Regions from separate parts of the Homo sapiens genome. Here region 2 is linked to region 1. Evidence: read pairs that join two places in POLR2A ChIA-PET (ENCODE). Cell type or tissue: Panc1. All regions are shown on one strand.

Region 1 (2,500 bases):
GTGGACTCAAAGAGCGTGACCCAAGGCACACACTTCCCAGGCACTCACATTTTCACAATTTTGTATGGCTAAAAAAGAAACCCAATACACAAAACCCAACACAATAAGAACAAAAATAACAACCTCAACAGTCAACAAACAACATGGCGGGGAATACCTGTAACCTATCACAAAGAAGCTACTTTGCTTCATATATAAAGGACACCTACCTTTCAAGAACATTGACAGAGCACTTACAAAGTGGCAGGCACAGTTCTAAAGACTTAACATACTCAAGATGCCATCACAACCACAACAGTTTTTTTTTTTTTTTTTTTTTTTTGAGAGAGTTTCACTCTGTCGCCCAGGCTGGAGTGCAGCGGCGCAATCTCAGCTCACTGCAGCCTCCACTTCCTGGGTTCAAGCGATTCTCCTGCCTCAGCCTCATGAGTAGCTGGGACTACAGGCACGGGCCACCACGCCCAGCTAATTTTTGTATTTTAATAGAGGCGAGGTTTCACCATGTTGGCCAGGATAGTCTCGATCTCCTGACCTCATGATCCACCCGCCTCAGCCTCCCAAAGTGCTGGGATTACAGGCGTGAGCCACTGCACCCAGCCAACAGTTTTTAAAAGGTAAGAAAACGGAGGTGCCAGGAGGCTACCTGCCCAATGTCACACAGGTAAATGTTGGAGCTAGGATCCAGCAAATGGCAGAATGGCTCAGGGGCCATGGTGTTAAGCATGGTACCCTTCCAGCCTTGGCACAAAAGGGACCAAGAGCTTGCCAGAAATATGTGCCTAACCAAGTATGGTGGTGCGTATCTGTAGTCCCAGCTACTCAGGAGGCTGAAGTGGGAGGATCTCTTGAGCTCAGGTGTTCGAGGCTGCAGTGAGCCATGATTATGCCACTGCACTCCAGCCTGGGCAAGAGAGTGAGACCCAGTCTCTTTAAAAAATATATTAAAATAGGCCAGAAGCGGTGGCTCATGCCTGTAATCCTAGCACTTTCGGAGGCCGATGTGGGCGGATCACCTGAGGTCGGGAGTTCTAGACCATCCTGACCAACACAGAGAAACCTTGTCTCTACTAAAAGTACAAAATTAGCCAGGCGTGGTGGCGCATGTCTGTAATCCCAGCTACCCGGGAGGCTGAGGCAGGAGAATCGCTTGAACCCGGGAGGCGGAGATTGCAGTGAGTCGAGATGGTGCCACTGCACTCCAGCCTGGGCAACAAGAGTGAAACTACATCTCAGAAAAACGTATATATAAAATATAGAAATATATCAGGCAGGCTGGGCATGGTGGCTCATGCCTGTAATCCCAGCACTTTGGGAGGTCGAAGGTGAGGTCCGGCGTTCAAGATCAGCCTGGCCAATGTGGCGAAAATTGTATAAATTTTTTAATACAAAAATTAGCCGGGCGTGGTGGCAGGTGCCTGTAATCCCAGCTACTCGGGAGGCTGAGGCAGGAGAATCGCTTGAACCAGGGAGGTGGAGGTTGCAGTGAGCCAAGATCGCGCCACTGCACTCCAGCCTGGGTGACAAAGAGAAGCTCCATCTCAAAAAAAAAAAGAAATACACTATACAAAGGACAGGTGGTATTTCTAACATTCCCATGCTCGGATAGGGAAGCTCATTCATCACCAATGTAAAAGAAAACCGCCCAGGCATGGTGGTTCACTCCTGCAATCCCACCACTTTGGGAGGCCGAGGTGGGTGGATCATGAGGTCAGTTCGAGACCAGGCTGGCCAACATGGTGAAACCGTGTCTCTACTGCAAATACAAAAATTAGCCTAGCGTGGTGGCAGGCGCCTGTAATCCCAGCTACTCGGGAGGCTGAGGCAGGAGGATCGCTTGGACCCAGGAGGCGGAGGTTGCAGTGAGGGGAGATTGTGTCACTGCACTCCAGCCTGGGCGACAAGAGCAAAACTCAGTCTCAAAAAAAAAAGAAAAGCAAAACCATAAGAGATGTCATTTTCTACTTCTCACATGAGCCACGATGGAAACCTCTGAGAGCCACCCTCCTGGCAAGGACCTAGGGAGACACATGCTTGGAGACAGGCTGAGAGACCAGTGGCATTGCCTCTCCGGAGGTCCATTTGGCAATAGCTACCCAAATTAAAAACCAGCATCCCTCCTACCCAAGGATTCTACTTCTAAGGATCCAGTCACAACCACCCTGATGTACCAGCATCCCAAAATAACCTCATGTCCCACCTACAGGGCCTTGGTGAAATCAGTTATGGAATCTCGGGCAACAGGCACGCCATGGCTGAAAATCACCACGGCAGACCCAATCAGGCCAGCAGCTAGCACCTCCACGATGGCTCCTCCAACCCGAGAGCACTCCCTCCTCCCTCACACAGCCCTCACAGCCCGTGCTTTCTGCTTCACAGAGGAAGAAATAGGACCGCAAACTAAAGAAGCTGTGTGTGCACATATGGCAGCCAGGACTGGGCCCCTCATCAGCGTCAGCCTGGCTCTCGACCACTGTGCTTACAGATGGTGACCTCTAACAGA
Region 2 (2,500 bases), 390 kb after region 1:
ACTGTAGACTGGGTGGTTGTGGGGAGGAGGTGACTGTGGGGAGGTGACATTGATCTGAGCCCTGGATGCCAACAAGGAGCCAGCTGTGCATGGATGGAGTTGGGAGCGGTGCCAGGCTGAGCCTGCAGGAGGTCAAGGTGCTGGTGGGAGCTCATGTGGCTGGGGACGGTGAGCATGGGCGGGACAGAGGTGGTACTTGTGCAGAAGGAATTAACCATGAAGGCCAAAGATGCCCTCCCTGCAGAGGCCTGCTGGCAAGGTTGGCCCTCAGCTGGGGCCTGGGAGCTTTGCCGATAAACAGGCCCCCACACTGATTCACTGAATGGCTGCGTGTGCAAACAATAGGGTTTATGCTGAGGACCTGCTTTCCCTCTGAGAGGCTGGGATTTTGGACTATGCCAGGCACAGGTGCTGACGTGACCAGACCCCAGTAAACCCTGGGTGCCGAGTCTCTAGTGAGCGTCCCTCATAGACAGCACTCACATGTGTTGTCACATCTCATCGCTGGGGAATTAGACATGTGCTGTGTGACTCCCCAGGGAGGGGACTCTGGGAGCTTGTGCCTGGTTCCCCTTGTGCCTTTCTCTTTGCTGTTTTTGCAGGTTGTCCTTTCACTGTAATAAATTGCAGCCTGAGTCCTGGGAGTCTCTGAACCTGGGGATGGTCCTGGAATCCCTGACACAGATGTGGCCAGAGAAGGGATGGAACCAGTCCTGCAGGGCCCTTTAGGGAATAGTGAGGTGCAGTGTGAGGGTTGCAGCGACCCGTGGGCTGCTCAGCCCAGCCTGGGGTGACTGTCTCACTTTCCCTCGGAGGACAGGGTGGGCACCACCTGCAGACTCTGGGAAGTCCTCACTCAGTCTCCACGTGCACAGGGCCTAGGAGGTGGTCTGGGTGCTGGTGGGCGGCTCTGCCACATGCCACCCTCACAGTCTTCCCCTGAGTCTGTTCCTTCCTCTTGCTTGTCCCAGGCCTCTCTCAGCAGCACCTTCCTCTGTGAGTGTCAAATGCTACTGACTCATGTACTTCCTGTCTATTCAGAGACAGGACGGGGGTGGGAAATTGGTATCATTTGCATGACGCTCACCTCCTGGGGTTGGTGAAGAGCTTGCAGGCATCAGAGCTAGCTGGGAAGTGAGCAATTATAACATCTTTAGGAAATTGACTTGGCCCTTTCTGAGTCTGTGTCTCCTGGTTTTCTCCATGCCCAGTATTCAGAGGAGGATGAGAGGAATGCTTCCTTGGGCCCCATGGCCTGGCTTTGGCTTTGGCATTGGCATTTTCAAAAAAAGTCTAGACTTACTGATCATGATTCCAGACTCCCGAGAAAGAAGCAGAGAATGTTCGGGTTGTATGAGTGGGATCTGGGATCCTGGGGGCGGGCTGTGAGGGTGAGAGCCCCACGGAAGTGCACCCAGGAGCAGGTGGATGTGGGAAGGCTGGAGCCCCCCAGACCAGGGCTGGCCTTGGGGAAACAGAAGGGGGTCATGGCATCAGAGAGGAAAGCGCATCTTCGCTACGATCCCCCCTGCCCAGAGCCTCCTCCAGATCCAGGGACCCCTCTCCTTCTGTGTTTGACCAGGGACACTGGCAGCTCTGCCTATGTTGAGAGTCCTCAGAGAGCTTCAGCTAGGCCTGTTCCCCAAAGATCTTTTGTTGTTCATTTTAAGAAACAACAGACCATCACTTTAAAAGTAGCACATTTTGGTACCTATTTCTCAGTGATTGATCCTTTCAGATACAGTTTCCCAGGATCTAAAGATGGTAGCTGAATAATGCATGATATTTTTGTTTCCCAGAAACAGGTGTTTTATTTTTATTGCATTAGTCTTATGAGAACAAGCTGGCTGCAGTTTCTCTGAGAGCCGAAGTGCTGAAACAATTCTGGGTTTTATAGGCACCCATTGCCAGGAGCTGTCATTGCCAGGCTCTTGGGCTCTTGACAAGGAAGCTCATTATGGCCGTGTCTCACCTCCTCCAGGGAGGTGCCAGATCCGTGTGCAGCAGTTTTGCACGTCCATCCATTTGTTCATCATTCATTCATTCACTCATTCTTTCAATGTTCATTTCCTGAGGGCTTCTGAGTCCTGGTGCTGGGATGCACTTTGGGGTTACAGAGACAAAAAGACCAAGTCCCAGCCTTTAGGGAACCTATAGTCTATGAGGGAGACAGAGTCTCAGTCATTGGGCCAGGTGATGAGGGGTAAACTGAGGCATACACCAGGTGTGATGGGCTGTGAAGGATCAAGCCTTGGAGCTCACCGGTGGGCGGGAGGAAGACCCCACTGAGGAGAGGAGAGAATCCGTGAGTGACAAGGAGTAGATGGGGCTCATCAGGTGGCTGTGTGGTGGGCAGGGACCCCAAAGGGCCTGAGCAGAAGTGTGACTATAGTGACTTAGAACTCAGGAGGGGCTGCCCTTGAGCCCCACTTGATTTACAACCTGGACCCTTGGTGATTTTGGCTGGAGAGAGGCAGTTGACTCCTTTGAAATATGAAGT

Evidence for each region. Peaks named below come from ENCODE experiments on the same cell type or tissue, not always from the same donor. Only the 100,000 strongest peaks of a DNase experiment are listed, where the experiment ranks them.
Region 2: POLR2A ChIA-PET joins it to region 1 with 5 read pairs; 2 of 35 experiments call an interaction of 5 or more read pairs at or near these places.

Annotation. Positions count from the first base shown.
Region 1 is chr12:131,897,937-131,900,436 of GRCh38, reverse strand. The region is part of intron 3 of ULK1 (unc-51 like autophagy activating kinase 1); the gene reads right to left. Among named protein-coding and RNA genes, the nearest start is that of ULK1, 4.6 kb to the right of the region's middle. RefSeq lists an enhancer at 1-271. In Panc1, no CTCF peak of the experiment used is centred here; no DNase peak of the experiment used is centred here.
Region 2 is chr12:131,510,025-131,512,524 of GRCh38, reverse strand. All of the region lies in intron 1 of LOC101929974 (a long non-coding RNA gene), which reads left to right. Among named protein-coding and RNA genes, the nearest start is that of LINC02414, 140 kb to the left of the region's middle. RefSeq lists an enhancer at 1,260-1,309. In Panc1, no CTCF peak of the experiment used is centred here; a DNase peak (open chromatin) is centred at 1,054.